Linked DNA regions of Homo sapiens: region 1 is linked to region 2. Evidence: chromatin loops called from intact Hi-C (ENCODE). Cell type or tissue: Caco-2. All regions are shown on one strand. Links, peaks and the distances in the headings refer to the core of each region. The heading gives the core; the rest is flanking DNA.

Region 1 (11,412 bases), core at 3,502-8,501, 60 kb before region 2:
AGAGCCACCCCACGATAAGTTTACCCTCATTCTCTAGGGTCCTTGCTGGGGTATTAGATCGTGTGTCTTGAAAGAGTGCCCTTAAGTCTGAGCTCCAGAAATAGCTATACTTCTCTTGGGCAATGTTCCTTATCACTTACATACCTGATTGTATTTCTCCCTTTGATCTGATTGCTAAGAAGTTCAGAATCAAATTTTAATCATACATCTATTACATATACAGGATACAGATACATAGAAACTTATAACATGTACTTTCTATATTGTCCTCACAACAGCTTCATCTTGTTTGTTTGTTTGTTTGTTTGTTTGTTGAGATAGGATCTCCCTCTGTCGCCCAAGCTGGAGTGTAGTGGCACAACCACAGCTCACTCCAGCCTTGACCTCCTGGCTCAGGCCATCCTCCCACCTCAGCCTCCCAAGTAGCTATGACTGCAAGTGCATGCCACCACACCCAGCTAAATTTTGTTTCATTTTTTGTAGAGATGAGGTCTTGCTATGTTGCCTAGGCTGGTCTCGAACCCCTGGGCTCAAGCAGTCCTCCTGTCTCAGCATCCCAAAGTACTGGGATTACAGGCATGAGCCACTGCACCCAGCCATCTTTTTTTTTTTTTTTAGATGGAGTCTTGCTCTGTGGAGCAATCTTGGCTCACTGCAAGCTCTGCCTCCTGGGTTCCTGCCATTCTCCTGCCTCAGCCTCCCGACTAGGTGGGACTACAGGCATCCACCACCATGCCCGGCTAATTTTTTGTGTTTTTAATAGAGACGGGGGTTTCACCGTGTTAGCAAGGATGGTCTCAATCTCCTGACCTCATGATCTACACGTCTTGGCCTCCCAAAGTGCTGGGATTACAGGCGTGAGCCACCGCGCCTGACCCTAATTTTTAACTTATTTTCACTTCATACTGAATCTCTTACTTGCATTTGTTGAACACACTATCTGCCCAGCACTGTGCTAAGTACATATGTGTTATCTCATTTAATCCTGGCTTCCCTACTGTGGGATCTTGAGCAAGATACTGAATTTCCATAAGCTTTAATTTCATCGTCATCGGTAAGTAAGGATGATACTAATGTCCACTTTGTAGAATTATAATGAGGATTAACGATGGTAGTTAATGTCAGTAGTTATTAAAATATACTTGGCTGGACGTGGTGGCTCACGCCTGTAACCCCAACACTTTGGGAGGCTGAGGCAGGCAGATCATGAGGTCAAGAGATTGAGACCATCCTGGCCAACGTGGTGAAACCCCGTCTCTACTAAAAATACAAAAATTAGCTGGGCGTGGTGGTGCGCGCCTGTAGTCCCAGCTACTCAAGAGGCTGAGGCAGGAGAATTGCTTGAACTCAAGAGGCACACGTTGCAGTGAGCCGAGATCACACCACTGCACTCCAGCCTGGGCAGCAGAGCAAGACTACATCTCAAAAATAAAACAAACAAAGAAAAAAACACTCAAATCTTTTTGCCTAAAACAACTCAAAATATCTGATTTAATTATTGTATAGGATGTCAATGTAGTAATGTCCAGAAAGATAAACATTAGTTTATTATAAAAACACTTAACATACAGAGCAGAATAAGTGTTACTAATCTTATTTATTATGGCTTTAATCTAATTGAAGGCTTTCGTGGTTCCTATAATTAACGGCAACATAACAGAATCAATAAAGCTTAAGACATAATGAATGTCCATATAGAACACTCTTTTATGGGGTTTTTCTTAAATAGGTAAATGAGATGATGGCCTCCTCTGAGGCCAGTGAGCCCAAGGATGCTTTACTTCAAAATCCATTCAGTTTTACAGGAATATCAGATTGCTCTGGGCTGACTTACTAGCCGTAATAACAAGGCTTATTCTACTCCTGGGATTTAGTATACTGTATTAATAATTTAAAAACCTTATAAGCAGATGCTATTCTGACAATCAAGGCCGGGGTGCTAGAAAGGCTGCTGGATCAGAAAGCAGGACACTTGCATGCTGGATGAGCTCTTTGATAGATTAAAAAAAAAAAAAAACTTAGGGTGGTCTTTTTACTGTCTCTGAGCTCAGATATCTCCTTAGTTTGGATCACATTATTTTATGATACCTATCAGCATCAAAATTCCGTGCATCTTTATTGTTTTAACTTTACTGTGTCCACGTACAGGTTATTGGCCACGAAATCATGTATGCATTTGACAAGTGGGATAACTGAAGTGTAAAGTTTAAATTACATTCCAAAAAGCAATAGGAAAATAAATTGTAGCTGAACAAGAACTGGCCAGGCACAGTGGCTCCTGCCGGTAATCCCAGCACTTTGGGAGGCCAAGGCAGGAGGATCACTTGAGGAGTTTAAGACCAGCCTGGGCAACATAGTGAGACCTCCTCTCTATAAAAAAAAATGAATAAATAAAAATTAGCCATGTACAATGGTGTGCAGCTATAGCTGCAACTACTTGGAAGCTGAGGTGGGAGGATTGCTTGACCCCAGGAGTTCGAGGCTGTAGTGAGCTATGCTCATGCCATTGCACCCCAGAATGGGTGACAGAGTGAGACCTCACTTCTAAAAAAAAGAAATAAAATGAAATAAAAATAGAAAAGAATTAGATGTGACTTCTTCCCAAGTTCTAATATTCTCTTATTCTGCTAGGAGAGTGATACATAGAAATTATATATTCTCAGAGGTCTATGGCATCCAACACTTTAAGTCAATTCAGCAAATACTTACTCAGTACAAGTATGTGCCAAGCACTGTGTTAATTTTTTATAACATGATGCAGGATACATATGATCAGTAACAATCAACTGATCAGCTACATGTATAGGGTACTATACTAGGCCCTTGGCAGGGGTGGCCACTCTTCCTGTAGTGTGTAGAGGAAAAGGCAAGACATCCATCTGAAAAATAGATAATCAAGCATCAAATGGCTGATACAGACATAAATGTCATAAGATTTCAGAGACAGGAAACATTACCGAAAATCCAGATAGACTTCATGGGGCTTGTGAAATGTGAACCGAACCGTGAAGGACACTGAAAAAGAGGCAGGAAAGTGTCAGGCCTATTTAATTGGCATTTATATCCTTCCCAGAATTGTTAAGATTAGGTTTATTTTTGTGTCTGAAATGCACGTGTATTGTCTTCCCTCAATTTTAGGTACCACGACAGCAGAAACCATGTATAATACAATATTTATATTGATTCAGCATGACAGATATTTGTAGAGCATCTACTATACGTCAGACACTGTACTAAGTAAGCTTTGGAGGGGAGGGAAAGGTCAAGAAGGAAAGAGAAAAGACTTGGAGATAAAACTCAGAAGTCAGATGAGACCTGTTTGTTGCTGAAAGATCTGGGTAAACTTGGTTTGAACTCTCAACACGGTGCCTGGACTGTGGAAGTGTAAAGCCCTTTCAAGAGTGAGGTAACTTCTGGAGGGACACTTCCACCTCCTCATTCTACTCTGTTTTGCACCATGTTACAATGAAGGCACTCACACAAAGCTCCCTGGGTTTGGCAGCCATCCCTGAAGATGTAGGTAGGTAGGAATCACAGCTCTGCTGCCCTGGTGGCTGCTTTCTCCATTTTCCCTCTGCCCTCCCTCCTTTTGCCCTCGCGTTCTCCATTGCAGATTGCCCCCCAAAATTTCCAAAACCTCCCTGCAGTATGCACAGCAAGTTGACCCTCCTCTAACAGCTGGATCCTTGGTCTCAATTTTCTTTTTTTTTTTTAAACTCTTTTTTTATATATATATATACTTTAAGTTTTAGGGTACATGTGCACAACGTGCCGGTTTGTCACATATGTATACATGTGCCATGTTGGTGTGCTGCACCCATTAACTCGTCATTTACATTAGGTATACCTCCTAATGCTATCCCACCCTCCTCCCCCTACCCCACGACAGGCCCTGGTGTGTGATGTTCCCCTTCCTGTGTCCGAGAGTTCTCATTGTTCAGTTCCCACCTATGGAGTGAGAACATGCGGTGTTTGGTTTTTTGTCCTTGCGATAGTTTGCTGAGAATGATGGTTTCCAGCTTCATCCATGTCCCTACAAAGGACATGAACTCATCATTTTTTATGGCTGCATAGTATTCCATGGTGTATATGTGCCACATTTTCTTAATCCAGTCTATCATTGTTGGGCATCAATTTTCTACCTCAAGCATTTTCCAACCTATTTATTCTATTACACCTAATTTCTCAACTGATTTTTTCCAAGCCTAGATGCTTCTATTTTCAGGAAGAAATATGGCACCAGCTGTAAAACAATGGCGATATTGTCTCCACCTTGTTACACAGAGATAAGTGCCCTGGTAACTCTAAGAGAAACCCACAGGGCTATGAAGGGACAGAAAGAGAAAGTACAGGAAATGAGTCAGGAAGGGTTTTTTGGACCTTTCTAAGTGATCTCTCTCTCTGTCCTGAATTCACACAGTATTTATTGCCTACATCATTCCTTGGAAACGTGTCTTTTAATGCCTTCTATTGCTGTTTGTCTTTCCTTCTGTTGGTGCTATATCTCCTTGACCAGATGTTTTGCAGTTCCAGTACGGCAGGCTTTTCCCTTCACCCCTGGAACGCTCGTGGCACCTGGCCCAGTGCCTCCAGGGTAAAATGGGCCTCACTGATTGGTCTGTTGAGCCTCAACCTGTGGGAGCTTTATGATTTGCCTAGTTTCACAAGACCTTCCCTAAATTTTCCTAAAAATGCCACATGGCAGGTGTTTGTTTCAATTAAAATAAATTAAAATATCTCTAAGAATGCACTGAGTATTTAATCAATTTGCTTGAGATGGCTGGAGATGTCCACTCAAATTCCAGCAATGAGGACCTGGAAAGGACTAACATGTATTTAAGTACCCTTACCTCCCAGCCATCTGCTTTCATTCTCAAAATCACCTTTTGAGGTGAGATTAGGTGATTTGCCAGTGTTTACACTATTACACAGCAGGAACTGAAGTTTTAACAGGGCACACCTAGCTTCAAAGCTCCTGTTCTTTTCACTGTCTCACACTCCAGGATAATAATGCCCCTTTAGAGATATTCAAATTTTCATCATCACTAAGAAGAGCACTTATCCACTAGGATGCAAACTAAACAAACTATCCCAACAGTTAGTGTCCTGGAGATGTAAAAAGAAAGTTGACTCCATGAACTTGAACAAGTGGCTTCACCTTTCCGAGCTTCCAGTTACTTATCTGTACATATACAATTCTACAGAGTTGATGTCAACACTAAGTTAAATAACACACACACACACACACGCACACACACACGCACACACACGCACACACACACACATACAACCAGGGAAGCAGTCTTTCTGTTGGCTGAAAAAGATCAACTGTATTCTTTGAAGATTTCGAGTGTTAAGTTAAAATCCTCCTTCCTTTTACAGAGTGTAAAATGGGAGCTGACACTCAGGTCTGACATTCAGATGAGTTGGGCAGGTGTCTTTTAACTGAGTTAACGCATTATGTGATTTGGGAGGGGCATTAGCTGACTCACACAAGAGCAGATTAACCATTACCCCAACATCACACAGCAGCAGCCACAGTCCGGGAGGTAAATTGGCACCACCATCCATATTCTTTGAAGCCCTTCTCCACAGTAACTACCATTGCCCCTCAAACAGGGCCCTTTCAGATTATTGCAATCAGCCCAGGTAGGAGGTAAAAGGGTTGAAGGTATGACCATTATAAAATACGAGGAAGTTCTCTGGGGGAGGATTTGGGGGAATGGAACCACTCTCCCCAGTCCCTTAATGACACCAAGTCCTGCTGGCTTATGTCTCTAAGACCACAGGCTTGGCAGTGAATGAGAGCTGAGTTTTAGCTCTGCTTCATCCTAGTTGTGTGGCTGTGAGTAGTACATTACTACTTTAAATCTCAGTTTTTTAATCTGTAAAATGGGAGTGATAATATTTTCTGTCTTTTTTTTTCATGTGTACATTCAGAATTTTTATCTTAAAACAAAGAAGCACCAGAGTAACATTAATAAGAGAAAATCCATATGAAAATATTCACAGTCTGGTCAGTGAGAAATGAGAAAACAACTTCCCTGCCTTACTGTCCACCCGCTGTTTGAGGAGCCAGAAGTAGAGGTGAAGTTGGAAGAAGGTCACCTTTTCCAGCTAAACCCCACTGCTATGTGCATTTTTATTCGACGCCTCAACAACCAGAGGGAACAGTGAGAACTGAGAACCAAAATACTGTTCAAGCATTTTACTTTAGCAAGCATTCAGCTAAAGGGTCTGAGATGTGTAAGCACCAAGAAGGGAAAGGGAGATCCAGCAACATAGGAAAAAGGGGGCTGTGGGAATAAACACAGAGCAAATAAGTCAACAATAACCTACTTCCACCCAGAGCAAAGTGACAGTGCACATACATTCATACTCTCAAGTATGGGCTACACTGCACACTGACTCATACTATCTCAAACATGGCCTATTGGAAAGATTCAATCCCCCTAAGGGCACTCGGCACAGGACCACGGTGGTCATGGTAACAGACATAGACAAGCATGCCGTGACCCTGAAGCAACAACACACGTTAGATAATAATCGTTCAGAAAAAAATCTTCTCCCAGAGCTGAGGCTACAAATTCCAAGTCAGCTATAAACATTCTTTCTGGAATTCCTTTAAAGATATGGGTCAAAGTAAAACAAAAATCAACACCTAAAATCTCCTAAAGAACAAAATGGAGAAATGACGAACCTCTACCAAGAACCAATTATTTTAGGTTTCTCATTTGGATGGCTCTACCACCAGATGGGTGGTGGGGTTACTTAAAAAGTAATGAGTCTACTACAAGGGGAAGGAGTTGTTTGGTCCAGTGAGAAGGAACAGGCTTTCTAGAAATAACTTTCCCTGCCCTGGACTCCATCCAAAATTAGAACCCATCAACTGCCATTAACTACAATGCCCATCTTGGTTAATAATCCTGGACTTCAAGTAATACTACATATAAACTATAATTTTAAAGAAAAAAGTTCCAAAAGAAATCAGTAGCTTTATTATATAGGCATATGACTTTTCTGAGAAATTAAACTTAAGAGTTTCCACCTGAAGGACAGAAATTGTTAAGAGGTAATGTGCAGATCTCAGGCACCACATCATTTACCCTCCAATAATTAACTACATTTCTCCCTAAATTCTCCTTATTGCACCTTAACCGCTCCAGCATCAAATCTTCTACTCTATAACCTCTTTTAAACACCTCCTTTTAACCTCAGTTTCCTTATGTTTTCATTATTTGGCAAAATTACACTTAAAACATAATATTTATGTAATTAAACCAGGAGGTAAAAATAAATAAAACTCAAGTTAATTTGCTGTGTACAGCTGTATGGAAGTGAGGAAGGTGCTCTTACATAAACCCTGTCTGCCTTCCCACAGTGTGTGTGTATCTGCTTCCTGGTAAGTCTGCGGTTGGGGGAACTGCACCTTACTTTTCCTCCCCTATATCCCCTAGAGGGCAATATTAGAACCCAAGGGAGAAGAGCTGGCAAAGTTGTCGTATCCCAAGTGGTCAATCCCTCCTGAAATGAAGGGTAGGTTCACTTGGTCTCTCCTACGCAGAAGAGAATGTCCAAGAAATGAAATATTTTAAAAGCCATTGAAAATTCAACAAGCTCCAGTCTTGTTGAGGGAGAAAGGAATCAAGTAGCAGCATTCAGAAGCAGCCCTGGGTTCATCCTTATGAGGTCTCTCCCTCATTCAGGGAGGTGGCTTTCCCTTGCTGGGAGGGAGGTTGAAGGAGGCATGATTTAGACATTGGTGGTGGTCTCCTTAGCAGGCTGGATACTGTTCATCTCCATGACACAGTCCTTCCAGATCTATTTGCATCGTGTGCCTGCCCCTCAAAGGCCTATGTGATATCCTTGAAAGTCCTGTAACACATCTCAGGGACTTTGAAGAAGGTAAAGATCAAGAAGGTAATGAGGAAGTCGGTGAAGATAATAAAAACGTAGGCTCCTAAATAGTAAGCAGCAGAAGGGAAAAGCAATCTGACTAGGAAGTTGGAGGTCCAGGTGGAGCAGCCGGCCACTGCCATCACAGCTGGGCCAGGGCCCTGGCTGAAGAGTTCAGCCACAATAAACCAGGGAATGTGGTCTGGCCCAATTTCAAAGAAGACCACAAAGACCAAGATAGCCCCAATACAGACAAAGCTTATCCCATTACACTCATCCTTCAATAACAAACAAACAGACATGAGGATGGAACAAAAAGCCATCCCTCCAAGGCCTATCATATGTAGAGTCCTTCTTACTGCCCTTTCCACTAGAAATAGGGAAACTATAGTGAAGATAGTATTAACCACACCCACACCAATGGTGACACAGATGGGCTCTTGAACACCTGCACCCTTAAAGATTCCTGTTGAGTAATAGAACACAGTATTGATTACAGAGAGCTGCTGAGAGAGCTGGAGCATGATGGAAATGATGATGGGCTGTCGGTAGCTGGATACTCTAAAGAGCTCCAGCACAGTGACTTGCTTTTCTTGTGCCATCCTTGCACTCTCATCTTTCATCTCCTGGATGTCTTGGGATACATCCTGGGTGCCCCACAACCACTGGAGGATCTCCTTAGCATTCTCCTCTTCTTTTCTGTTAATGAGCAAGAATCTGGGACTTTCAGGGCAAAAAGGAAGGGCTGCACTTTGTAGCATAGCAGGAGAGATGGGAAAGCCTAATAGCACAGGCCATAGGTCTTCAGACCCCAGGATGAATTCCAGATCAAAGATCTGGGCCACCAGAATTCCAACAACAATGCCCAGCTGGTTGAGAGTGCCAAAGACACCTTGCAGGCCAATAGGTGAGATGTCTCCGATGTACGTGGGCACAAAACCTGTGCAGAGTCTGCAGAAGAGGCCAATAACCAAGTAGGCCAGGATCAGTATTTCAACCAACTCAGCTACTTTACACAGTCCCATAAGGCAGCCACCAGTGGCAGCCAACAGGTTGACAGTAAGCATTGAATTACGCCTGTCAAAGCTGTTGACAAACAGTCCAACAGAAAAGGAGCTAATCATACAACCAATGGAGAATATGGCCATAGACAAGCACCAAAGGGACAAGCACAACATCTCAGAGGGAGGGGTATTTGCCTTGTCCTTCAAAGTGTTGATAAATTCCCTTATGATCATCTCAGGAGCATTGATGACCCCAGTGTTGTAGCCAAATTGGAAAGAGCCGATTGTAGCAATTGTGATGGCGAAGATCAGAGATGGGGTGACCTTCTATGTCCCCCATGGCCTCAATCTAATTGTTTTTTTTTTTTTTGGACAGAGTTTCACTCTTGTTGCTCAGCCTGGAGTGCAGTGGGGCGATCTCAGCTCACTGCAACCTCTGCCTCCCGGGTTCAGGCGATTCTCCTGCCTCAGCCTCCCAAATAGCTGGCATTATAGGTGTGCACAACCACACCCTGTTAATTTTTTGTATTTTTAGTAGAGATAGGGTTTCAAGATGTTAGCCAGGCTGGTCTCGAACTCCTGACTTCAGGTGACTCACCCACCTCGGCCTCCCAAAGTGCTGGGATTACAGGTGTGAGCCACTGTACCTGGCCCCTAATCTAATTCTTTTCAAGTCTTTAAGAAAGATCTAGGAGTGTGATTCCAGAGACACCTTTTTCAACCAATGAAACCTTCAAAATTTCCTTCTCGGCAGCAAGTTTTCTCCAGGTCCTCAGGAATGCTCTAAAACTCTCACCATTACAGCATCTCCTATTTTCTATCTTCTAAAGTTGTTGTGAAGATTAAGTTAAATAATAAGCTGGGTGCAGTGGCTCATGTCTGTAATCCCAGCACTTTGGAGGGCTGAGGCAAGAAGATCACTTGAGCCCAGGTGTTATTCAAGACCAGCCTGGGAAACAGAGAGAGACCGTCTCTACAAAAAAATGGTGTTGCATGCCTGTAGTCCCAGCTACTTGGGAGGCTGAGGTGGGAGGCTTGAGCCCAGGAGGTCAAGGCTGCAGTGAGCCATGATTGTGCCACTGCCCTCCAGCCTGGGTGACAGAGTGAGACACTGCCCAACAGCCACCCCCCACCCAAAAAAAAAATATAAAGCACTTAGTACAGTATCTGGCATATTGTAAGCTCTTTATAAAGTTGATTATTATTTTATTATTAGCAGGGACCAAGGCCTTAACGTTGTAAGATGCAGGGAAATAACAAAAGGAAAGAAAGGCTCCCTGTTGCTGAAGCAGCCATTGCCACAGTCAGGTGCACAAGGTCTAGCACAATTTGGCTCCCAGCCAATCTTACCCTACGGTTACCTGCACGCACTCCCTGAAAACTTCCTTAGTTCCTCAAGGTAGGCAGAATTCCTCCTTTAGTTTCCCAGAGTACTTTGCATGTACTTTTCTACTTTCCCTTATCACAATCCATTCTATTTTGCTTGCATATCTATTCACTCTACCCTACCTTATCCCAGGCTGTGAGTTTATGGACAGCAGGAACCAAGCAGTCATCCTTGTATTTGCAGCCATAGGCATTCTGTAAGTATTGGATGAGGATGGAAGGATAGATGGATAGACAGACAGATAAGGAACATGGGATAACTAGTGACTTGGTAAAGGATTAGGCCTGGGTACCCAGGAGACCAATTAAAACAGTCATTGCTTCACAAGCTTCTCTAAGGCTGGATCTGAACAGAAGTGCAAAGGGCATGACATTTGAAGAATTGTTTGCCTGGTGTGGATGGTTAGGCAATCTACATGTGCCTTCAAGGGAAAAGCATGGCTAGTTGGTGACTGCTGACAAAGTTGGTATCAGGCAGAACACCTTGGCAACCAGAAGCCAAGGCAGGATGATGCCTCTAAGTCTTCCTGCAGCCTGAAAAGTTAATAGATTAGTCAATTAGAAGCAAGTCCTTTGAAGTGTGGTCAGTTTCAGGCAGACTTGTGGACAATGACTATTCTCTCTGTGATTGTGTTCACTGTAAACAATGATGCAAGACCTAAAGATAGAAAGGGGATGTGAAATGTTGTTCTCACAGAAGATGGACTGTCTGGAGATAACATTTCCAAGTACCTAGAGTATAAAGTATTTTATAACATAGGGCAATATAGAGGGAGATGCTGTATCTTGACTTTTCAGAAACCATTCTTATTTTATTCATTTTGTTCAAAGCAATTGAAGATGATAATATTTATTGATTGATCACTTATTGTGTACCTCATACTTTTTAAGAAAGTGATATGCTAGAGTTGGCCTTCCCTGGCTCATGAGAGTCAATTATGTGTGTGTTTTCTCAAGCCGCATTAGAAGATTTTACACTGGCATCTTAAATTCGGCCATATCAGGAATATTTACACCATGGAAACTGGCAAACACTAAAAATCAGGGTTTTCAGTCCCATCCCTTCTGAGAGCTGCTTGTCAAATATTTACTGCACACTACTGATTTTACAATAAATGATCCTAAT
Region 2 (11,412 bases), core at 3,405-8,404:
ACCTCTACAAAAAATTTAATAATTAGCAGGGCGTGGTAGCACATACCTATAGTCCCAGCTATTCAGGAGGCTGAGGTGGGAGGATCACTTAAGCCCAGGAGTTCGAGGTTGCAGTGATCTGTAATTATGCCACTGCACTCCAGCCTGGGTGACAGAGCAAGCAAGACCTCATCTCAAAAAGAAAAAGAAAAACAATTGAGAAAAAAGCTATGCAAATATATCAAAAGCTGTGATGGTAGGAAAAAGGGGTGTGTGTGTGTTTTCTATATTGTTCAAAATCATATGAAGTTTTTTTGTTTGTTTGTTTTTAGAGATGGGGGGGGTCTCATTATTTTGCCCAGGCTGGCCTCAAACTCCTGGCTCAACTCCTCCTGCCTCAGCCTCCCAAGTAGCTGGGACTACAGGTGTGCACCACCGTGCCCAGCTTGTATTAAGTTCTTGAGAAAAATTTGAGAGCTCTTAAAAATCCCCTTTATTAAAATATTTGATAGAATTTTCAAGTTTCAGAACTTAAAATAATTTTAGAAGTCAATAAGTATAGATTTTCATTTCTTCAGACTGTACATTTCTAGTGATAATGAGCTCTCTGCTCTCTAATATAAAGTAACTGTACCCAGGTAGGAAGATCGCTTGAGCCCAGGAGCTGGAGACCAGCCTGCACAACATAGAAAGACCCCATCTCTAGAAAGAATTTAAAAATTTAGCCAGGAGTGGTGGCATGTGCCTATAGTCTTAGCTACTCGGGAGGCTGAGGCAAGAGGATCGCTCCTCTTGCCAGGAGGTCAAGGCTGCAGTGAGCTGTGATGACACCATTGTACTCCAGCCTGGGCAACAGAGTGAGACCTTGTTTCTGAAGAAGAAAATAATAAATAAAACAAATAAATCAATAAAGTCTCTATAAAGTGGCTGCCCACCCTCTGCTTGAACAACTTTGGGGACCTAAGTGCCCAAGTTGCTCCTATGATTGGCTTGTTACAAAGTTCTGCCTCACATTATGTCTGTAGTTTCTTCCCCTTAGCTCTAGTTTTCCCTGTTGAGGTCAAGTCTATCCCTTCTTACGTGGGAATGTTTGGGGCCATCCGGGTGCACAACCTGTGCAACAGGGCACTGTGTCCAGAAGGGCCCCAAGCTTGGTTTAATGCTCTTATGTTGCCATTTTGAAATTCTTTTTCTTTTTTCTTTTCTTTTTTTTTTTTTTTTTGAGACAGAGTTTTGCTCTTGTTGCCCAGGCTGGAGTACAATGGCGCGATCTCAGCTCACTGCAACCTCTGCCTCCCGGGGTCAAGCAATTCTCCTGCCTCAGCTTGCTGAGTAGCTGGGATTACAGGCATGTGCCACCACGCCCAGCTAATTTTTGCATTTTTAGTAGAGACGGGGCTTCCCCATGTTGGTCAGGCTGGTCTGGAACTCCCGACCTCAGGTGATCTGCCCGCCTCGGCCTCCCAAAGTGCTAGAATTACAGGCGTGAGCCACCATGCCCAGCCATTCCATTTTGAAATTCTTAATACTTTTTTGAAGAAGGGGACCCACTTTTTCAGTTTGCACTGGGCCCCACAAATTATGTAGCCAGTCATGAAAATATTTCACATAACTTTTATGTCAAACCTCCCCATTCCTTTAGACATCTTTGTTTGTTTGTTTTGAGACAAGGTCTCACTCTGTCACCCAGGCTGGAGTGCATTGGCATGATCTTGGCTCACTGCAACCTCCGCCTCCCAGGTTCAAGCAATTCTCATGCCTCAGCCTCCTGAGTAGCTGGGATTACAGGTGCCCACCACCACACCCAGCTAATTTTTGTACTTTTAGTAGAGACGGGTTTTGCCATGTTGGCCACGCTGATCTCAAACTCCTGGCCTCAAGTGATCTGCCCACCTTGGCCTCCCAAAGTGCTGGGATTACAGGCGTGAGCCACCGCACCCAGTCTTGTGTGTGTGTGTGTGTGTGTGTGTTTGTGTGTGTTTGTGTAGAGACAGGATCTCGCTATGCTGCCTAGGTTGGTCTCAAACTCCTGGCCTCAAGCAATCCTCCTGCCTCAGCCTCCCAAAATGCTGGGATTACAGGCTTGAGCCGCCACACCCAGCCAGTACACACACACATACATATTAACCTCATCTGATAGTTTGAGATAATAGATGGGAAAGTGTTTTGAACAGTAAAAGTCCTATGAAAATGCAAGGGGGCCAGGTGTGCCACCACTGCCAACCTAGACATCCTTTTGACCATGCCAGTTGCTCTCTTTGTTCCCACAACTCACTACAGACTCTAGATATGATTGAGTCAGTGTGGAGTATAGAGATAACTCAAACAACCTTGTTATAAAAGTTCCTAGTATGTATGTTTTTAGTAATAGATAATGCTTATCCAATGTTTCCTATATGGCAGGCATTATGTTAAATACATTATATGTGTTATTTAGTCCTCACCACCATCTTTCTAGTTAAGAAACAGATTTATCTTCAGTTTACAGATAAGTAAACTGTGGCTTCGAGAGGTTACATCATTTGTAAGCTACTACAGTCAATAGGTGGCAGAAAGAAACTCAAACCCAGGTTTGACTGACTCTTTTACACTATATTCTACTATGGCTTCTCTCAAATTATTAGAGGTATTCACACTATTTGGGGACACTAAAGGCAACACACATTGAGCTGCGTACCAGTGGTGATCTTACTGTCAATGACTTTTGATCTAGGGTGATTCAGCAGGAAAGGTATTTTTGGATGCTGACTGAGCTTCTCCGACACAGCCATTGCCTTTTCCAGGGTTATGTGTTCTATTTGGTTCCTTCCTGAGGATTCCCCCCATTCCCCTAGGCTTAGCCTCTGTATTAGTTTCCAATAGCTGCTGTAAGAAACTACCACAAACTTAGTGTCTTAAAAACAACACAAGTTGTTTTTAAGGTCAAAAGTCTGAAATGCGAAGAGGCACAGTGGCTTACACCTGTAATCCCAGCACTTTGGGAGGCTGCAGCGGGTGGATCACCTGAGGTCAGGAGTTCAAGACCAGCCTGGCCAACATGGCAAAACCCTGTCTCTACAAAAAATATAAAAATTAGCCAGACATGGTGGTGGGCACCTATAATCCCAGCTACTCGGGAGGCTGAGGCAGGAGAATCCCTTGAAATTAGGAGGTGGAGGTTGTAGTGAGCCAAGATTGCCCCACCACACTCCAGCCTGGGCAACTAGAGCAAGACCCTGTCTCCAAAAAAAAAAAAAAGAAGTCTGAAATTGGGCCTCAAAGGGCTAACATCAAGGTGCTAGCACAGATGCTTTCCTTCTGGAGGCTCTGGAAAGAATCTGTTCCTTGACCTTTCTATCGTCTAGAGGCCACCTGCCTTCTGTGGCTCGAGGCCACTTCACTCCAGCCTGTGCTTCTGTCATCACATCTTCTCCGACTCTCCTGCTTCCCACTTGTAAGAACCCTGTGATTACCCTGACCCACCTGGGTAATCCATAGTAATCTCTCGACCTTACAATCGGGATGAGCAACCTTCATTCCATCTGCAACCAGAATTCCCTCTGGCATTTAACATAACGTGTTCTCAGGTTCCAGGGATCAGAATGTGGACCTTTATTCTACGGACCATTATTCTGTCCACAACAATCTCCCTACTCAGCCCTCACATACACACACATGCCCAGGTCCCCCTGTGCTCTGGATTTCAGGGCCTTCCCCATCCCACTCACCTACCCATAGTGGCGCTCTGGTTTTTCTGTATTCATTCAACAAACATTTATAGAACACCTATTATGTCCTAGGCATTTTGCGAGGGGCAAGGGATACCACGAAAAAAAACATAGTCCTGCTTTGAAGGACCTCACATTTCAGAGGAGCTGACAGAAAAATCATGAAACACAAGAAAACATGGCAAATATTGGGGTGGGGTAAAGGAAGCCCAGGAAGTGAAGTTTTTATATAGGACTTGGGGTCTGGGGAGGGCAGGGATATACAAAGATGTATATCATCGCTCCTGTTGCTATCACAGATCCATCATTTCAATGTAGTGGGTATCATCACGGAAAAAGAGGGCCTGCAATCTGGGCTCAGGATTTCCTGAAATGTCAAGTGCCCAAACTGATGGCAGGCAGAGCTGGACTGCTCAGAGACCACAAAGTGCAGGGACACCAGACCTCCTGAAGGCCTGGCTGTCGCACGGGTCGGAGCAGCCAGCAAGAGCTCCTTATTACCGTGGCGAGGAGACCGCGCCAAGTGGAAAAAGCTATTTACAGTGTTGAAGGGGGAAGGGCTCATCCCAGTGGGTGATTTTCTCATTTCCCCAGGCTGAACCTGACCTAAAACAAACTTTCATTTTCAAAGCTGAAAGGGGAAAACTTGCTACATACACAAAGATGGAGTTTTAGTTCCTCTGCATCTCAAATGTGGAGTCTGAGGAAAGAGCCAGTACCCCGTAAGCACTGGATGTTTTCTGTTTTAGATACTGTATCAGCCCAGGACCCTGGATATGCCTAGCGACCCACCTGTGCTCCAACCTGTGCTCTCTGTGTCGTCTCCTACCTGATGGCCTCTGTGTAACCCTTATCATAGCAAACACAGAAGCGATCATCTGATTCTGTATGTTCCTGTACACAGACATTTCACAGGAACCATGGGGCGCTAGTTTCCAGCTCTGTACTGAACTCTACTGTCTCCTTTCAGAAACACAAGCAAATACTTATACTATATATACATACAGTTGGTCCTCCCATCTGAAGATTCAACCAGCCATGGATCAAAAATATCTGGGCTGGGCACGGTGGCTCACGCCTGTAATCCCAGCACTTTGGGAGGCCAAGGTGGGTGGATCACCTGAGTTCAGGAGTTCTAGACCAGCCTGGCCAACATGGTAAAACCCCGTCTCTAGCAAAAATACAAAAAATTAGCCAGGCATGTTGGCAGATGCCTATAATCGCAGCTACTACTTGGGAGGCTGAGGCAGGAGAATCACTTGAATCCAGGAGGCGGAGGTTGCAGTGAGCAGAGATCTCACCACTGCACTCCAGCCTGGGCAAGAAGAGCAAAACTCTGTCTCAAAACAAAACAAAACAAAACAAAAAAATCTGGAAAAGAAAAACAAAACAAAAAAACCCTCAAAACAGAAAACACTATAAGAATAAAAAATAACGAATTTTAAAGCAGTACAGTATAACAACTATTTACATAGCATTTACATTGTATTAGGTATTAGAGGCAGTCTAGAGATGATTGAAAGTATACGAGAGGATGTGCATGGGGTAAATGCAAATATTATCCCGTTTATTATCAGGAACTTCAGCTTCCATAGATTTTGCTACCTGAGGGAATCCTGAACCAATCTCCCTCAGATACTGAAGGACAACTGTATATACTTTTCATTTTCTTAGTCTTAGTTATGAAAAACCAGGCACTCTTATTTAACACACACACACACACACACACACACACACAAACACACCCCAGAAATTTCTTTTTACAGTTGCTCATACACAAAAAGCATAGAGAAGACTGAATTCATGTTACATCAGGTGACTTGGTGAAATAACTGGTGTTTCATATAGGGCTTTAGAGTTGGCCGAAGGTTGTCCTGGCCACTGAATTTTCTCCTTATAACAACCTTATGGAATAGCTGTCTTTGATGCGGGTCCAGTAAGTACTAGGTACCTGTCAAATCCAGAGTCCTCTTCTGAGAGCACTGACTCAACGGGGACTTTTCATTTTTTACTATGTTTGATAAAATAACTTCTGTTCTTGGTCTACAGAGAACTAAACTGAGGATGAGTTCAACTCTCTGCTTTTCTGCTTTTAGTCCCTATCTGCTAGGTGGTCATCAGCCTCAGCCAGAACACCTCTATCGCATGGGCATCACCTCCAAGGCAAGCTCCGGCTTCAGTTTGTTCTGACTGATGGCCAGAGAGAGAAGTGTAAAGATTCTCCTAGTGCTTCTGCAAGAGAACCACAGAGAGGAAAACACCTTTCAAGGAGTTTGGTGTGGGCCCATTACAGGTTCTCTATGTTGGAAATGACAAACCAACCCAATCAGATCCTTTCTGCAGGACAATATGAATGACAGGTGGTCTCAGAAAAAGTAGATCATGGAATCTAATGTTTTTCACTCAAAACAGTGCATGAGACCTGCTGTTTATCCCAATCGCAGAAATATGAGGACTTGGAGTTACTCTGTGACTAAAGAAGACATGGTATTGCATCTTTGTAATTAGCCTCCATTAATAAGGGGAATATAATATAAAGTCCTAATTTTTATGCCTATTCTAAAGGTGAGGAGATGGAGTCTCAGAGATATGAAGTAATCCACAAGGTCTCCTAGCTAGGAAGTGGCACCTACTTTCAATAACCTTGGTTACAGATTTTCATTAATAATAAAACAAACTCAATAGAAAAACTTTTTTAAATGTATAGACTTCAGATAATAAAAACAAAAACCTATACCACAATTTGGATGAATCTCCAGGGAGTTATTCTACATTGAAAAAAAGCCAATTCCAAAATGTTACATAGCATATGATTATATATATATATAGTTTGTTTTTGTTTTTTGTTTTTGAGACAAAGTCTTGCTCTGTTGCCCAGGCTGGACTGGAGTGGCATAATCTTGGCTCACTGCAACCTCTGCCTCCCAGACTCAAGTGATTCTCCCACCTCAGCCTCCTGAGTAGCTGGGACTACAGGCATGCACCACCACACCTGGCTAATTTTTTTTTTTTTTTTTTTTTTTTTGCTTGTTTGTTTGTTTAGATGGAGTCTCCCTCTGTTGCCCAGGCTGGAGTGCAGTGGCACAATCGCAGCTCACTGCAACCTCCGCCTCCTGGAGTCAACAATTCTCCTGCCTCAGCCTCCCAAGTAGCTGGGATTACAGGGGCCCACCACCACACCTGGCTAATTTTTGTATTTTTAATAAAGATAGGGTTTCACCATGTTGGCCAGGCTGGTCTCGAACTCCTGACCTCAAGTGATCCACCCGCCTTGGCCTCCAAAAGTGCTGGGATTACAGACGTGAGTCACCGCACCTGGCTGAATTTTTGTATTTTTTAAGAGATGAGGTTACACTGTGTTGGCCAGGCTGGTCTCAAACTCCTGACCCCAGGTAATCCACCTGCCTCGGCCTCCCAAAATGCTGGGATTACAGGTGTAAACCACTGTGCCCAGCCCTATTTACGTAACATTTTTGAAAGGACATAATTTTAGAAAGCAAGGATAGACTAGTGGTTGGCAAAGGTTAGAGATATGGATGGGGCTGGGTTTGGAGGCTCAGCAGGCTGGGACCCTGAACTGGTGATGTGGAGATGGTTGTTTCTGCTTTTTGGCAAAGTGCAGAGTGAGCTTTAGGTCAGATGTTTTTCAGTGAGCCCATCACAGGAAATCCTTGGCTTTCAGGACAATTTCTGAGCTTATTGTCTACCTTAGAGAAAGTAAATGAAGTTGCAAGTTTTTCAAATGGGTTAGTGTGACATTAGGATTAATACCTACGTACCTGCCTGTAGAAAAAGAATGCTTATGGCAGCTTGGTGCTGTAGAGAGTCAACGTGACTTTTAAGTGAAGGTGAAGATTGATGACAATCTGCAAACCACTGCACCTGTGTGGTGGAAAGTCAGGGTGACCAGATGGCTTGGGAAGTGGAGCCTGAAAGAGTAGTTCCAATTTGGTCTTGTTGTTTTTGCTGAGCTGGTGGCTGTTTGTAGCCAACAGGCCAACGGCAAGGGGAGAGATGTACACGCAGTTTGGGCGGCAGTACAAGAGAGGAGTGAAGCAAAAGAGGACAACTGAGTGCAACAGCAAGATTCATAGCTCCAGCAGGCTGTGTCCTGCTGTCACCCTTGGAGACTGTGATGCCCTGGGCAAGTCTTTTCTCTGAGTTTGATTCTCTGTTTGTAAAACATAACAATGAACTGTTGCCCAGCCTACATTACCAGGTTGTTGGAACAAATGGAATGATGCAGGTAAAAATATTGTGTGATTATAGACTAGTAATGGGATTTGGTAGCATTCCAAATCTAGTGGTCCCTAAATAAATAATTTCTGTACCTATGTTTTAGAAAGTAAGTCAACTCAGTCTGAAGACTGGTGGGTCCACGGTCCTCGGTCAGCACCGCTAAATGACTGGGTCTTGGCAGTGCCTGTCACACTCACCATGAGTTCTTGTATTGGGTCATACAGCTGGGGAGGAAGAAGGCATGATGGCCACATCAAAGCTGAGCTCTAATAACTGCAGCGGACTTCTTACTTTGCTCCCATGGCTGATCTCTGGCCCAAAGCCAAGCATATAGCAAGTCTAATGAATGAATGAATGCTTATCTAATTTAGTGAAGGGTTTTTTTTTCTCCTTTTCTGCTTAGGTAATTTGGTCAGTTACTAAGATTGGAAGTGACAGACAGGAGAAGAGAGACTATCACAGTGGGTAAGGGTCTAGCTAAAGACCCTCTGGGAGAGTGGCAGTTAGAGTTCAAAAACCTTCTCTGTGATGTGGCATTTGTGTGGTGGGAAGCATGAAAGCATGGTGGGAAGCATGAAATCATGGTGGCTCTGGAGTCAGGGGGTTGTGTGAGTGACCTAGCTTTATCCTCTGTGAGCCACAGTTTCTGCATCTGTGCAATGGTGATGATGACAGTGCCCTCCTCATAGAACTGTCATGAGGACTAAATGAGATCAACAGATATAGAACAGCTGGCACAAGCAGGAACACAATAATATGGGCCCTTTCCTTTCTCTTTCCCCTCTTCACATGATAGGAAAAAGATGTCATCACTCCTTTAAAATATCTCTCTTGCAAGTTTTTGAGAGAGAATGAAAATGGGAGCCTCAAATAGCTAAGCTTATCCTCTTTATAGCTCCTGGAAGTAAATCTTATCAAGCTTGGGATTTGGAGTCAGACAAACATAGCTTCAGATCCAAGCTCCACCAATTACAAGCTATGTGATCTTAAACACATCAGTTAATCTCTTCTAATCTGTCTTCTCAAGAGCTAAATCATATCTAAGAATATGGTTGTTTAGAAAGTTAAATGGGTGGTGTATGTAAAGTGTCTAGGACAGTATCTTATACACAGTCAGAACTCAATAAGTGGTCACTCTTTTAAGAACTGTCTTGGGTGTGGCACAGGGAGTGCACAGAAAAATGGAGAGCAGAGTGTCCACAGACATCACTATTATTTTTCATAATCATCAGCAATCCTTGGTTCCACCTGTGCAGTACTTTCTTCCCACTAGAGTTCAACAATAGTTTACTTTGAAAGACTTGGGGGATATGAATGAACAACAGGGTGGTATGATGCACTCCCAATACCCCACCTGCAGGCCCGGATGAGGCCCTTAAGTCAGACACGGACAAGCTGGAGGCCATGCCAAAGGGAGCCCACAGGATGGAAAACGGCTGGAAAGATGCCAAGCCAGGAGTGTCTGAGGGACTGGGACAAGAGACACCCACTGAGGAGTATAAGTAAACCAAGATTATATTTTCCTTTATTTCGTCATTCTTAAAGGGGAGGACTCAGACCAACGTTTGGAAGTTACCTGGAGATAAAATTCAGCTTGATACAAAGAATTTTCTGACAATGCAGCCATTCAATGACAGTGTAGCTGTCCATCAGTGGAACAGGCCATTTGGTTGAAGGAGACCTGAGTCCCAGAATCTGGCACTGGGGATGGGGCTGAAGGGGGTAGGTAGGCTGGTTCAAATAGCTCCCAGGTCTCTCACAGCTCTGAAATTCTGGTTTTTTGTGTTTTTAGTAGAGATGGAGTTTCACCATGTTGGTCAGGCTGGTGTCGAACTCCTGGCCTCAAGTGATCCACTCGCCTCAGTCTCCCAAAGTGCTGGGATTACAGGTGTGAGCCACCGCAGTGTGAGCCACCGCATCCAGCCCCAACCTCTTTTTTTTTTTTTTTTTTTGGTTAACTTTTTCATTTCAGTGTCAGGCACAATGGCCCACACCTGTAATCCCAGCACTTTGACAGGCTGAGGGAGGATCACTTGAGGCCTGGAGTTCAAGACCAGCCTAGGCAACACAGTGAGATCCCATCGCTATAGGAAAAAAAAAATAGCTAGGCATCTTGGCACATACCTGTAGTCCTAGTTACTTGGAGGCTGAGGCAAGAGGATAGCTTGAGCCCAGGAGTTGGAGTCAACAGTGACCTACGATTATGCCATTGAACTCTAGCCTGGGTAAAACCCTGTCTCCAAAAAATTTTTTTTGTTTCATTCTAACCATACAGTGGGGGAAAGGAAGCTACTGTTACCATGAATACTTAAAAACTGATTTTGAAATTAAAAATAACTACTTCCCCTTTGAAACACATTATTTAATCCCATGAACCTCAGTTTCCATATCTGTAAATGGGATGATATTTACCTATATAGATTGTTCATTAATTCAAAAACATTTGAACCTGGTCCTACTTGGTAGGGACTTATCTCATAACTAAAAAGTCATACAAGGCTGGGCGCGATGGCTCACGCCTGTAATCCCAGCACTTTGGGAGGCCAAGACGGGCAAATCACAAGGTCAGGAGATCGAGACCATCCTGGCTAACACGGTGAAACCCCGTCTCTACTAAAAATACAAAACAATTAGCCGGGCGTGGTGGCAGGTGCGTGTAGTCCCAGCTACTCGGGAGGCTGAGGCAGGAGAATGGCGTGAACCTGGGAGGCGGAGCTTGCAGTGCGCCGAGATCACGCCACTGCACTCCAGCCCGGGCAACAGAGCGAGACTTCATCTCAAAAAAAAAAAAAAGTCATACAGATCGCACAGAGCTTACATTCTAGTGGAGTCAGGCAGCGTTAAACACAGTAAGTATACTGAAGTACGTTAGTGTGGACGTACTGTGTGCAAGTGTTAATGCTATGAACAAATAAGGCAGAAAAAGGGACAGGGAGGGGGATGTGGCTTCTGTGAAAGAATTGAGATAATACAGGTAAAAAAAAAATCAGTTGTGGACAGTTCAATAGAAAGTCCTCAAACAATGTTAAGCTATTACTACCACAGGGACTTCTGAGCCCACGGACCTACAGTTAAGTGCATCATCCCACTTCTGAATTATTAAATAGGTGACGTATATTCAAAGAAAAAAACCAAACAGGAGTAGATCCTGATGTTGTTTGCAGGTGGAAGAAAAGAATCAATGAAAATGTCATGATTTGGGGGTTCTGGCATAGCCTCATTTGTCAAGGATGCTGATAAGAATCTGTGGAAAATTTAGAAATGCAGAAACCTGGGCTTGAACTGAGTGACATCAGGTAAGTGACCTAGTTTTTCTAGGTCTTCATTTTCCCTGCATTTGACCAGGGCTGTTGTGACACTCAGTTGTAACATGTAAAATACCAGACACACAGCAGGTATCGCTAGCATATATTATTATTACCATTGTCCAAACAAGCTCATCTGCATTTTCAGAGACTTTCAATGTGCTCAGGATGAAAAAATAAGG

What was found. Hi-C counts contacts between places; a loop is a spot of excess contacts. Peaks named below come from ENCODE experiments on the same cell type or tissue, not always from the same donor. Only the 100,000 strongest peaks of a DNase experiment are listed, where the experiment ranks them.
Region 1: it touches region 2 in a loop (2.7-fold over the local background); 2 of 110 quality-filtered maps call a loop at or near these places.

Annotation. Positions count from the first base shown.
Region 1 is chr1:64,976,854-64,988,265 of GRCh38, forward strand. It overlaps LINC01359 (long intergenic non-protein coding RNA 1359), which reads right to left. Exons shown (of 7, transcript NR_119383.1): 5 at 10,410-10,820; 6 at 2,958-3,015; 7 at 2,724-2,879. It also overlaps a transcript of JAK1 not described here and the pseudogene SLC2A3P2. Among named protein-coding and RNA genes, the nearest start is that of JAK1, 16 kb to the left of the region's middle. In Caco-2, for the core only: no CTCF peak of the experiment used is centred there; a DNase peak (open chromatin) is centred at 6,478.
Region 2 is chr1:65,037,015-65,048,426 of GRCh38, forward strand. It overlaps a transcript of JAK1 not described here. Among named protein-coding and RNA genes, the nearest start is that of MIR3671, 15 kb to the right of the region's middle. In Caco-2, for the core only: no CTCF peak of the experiment used is centred there; no DNase peak of the experiment used is centred there.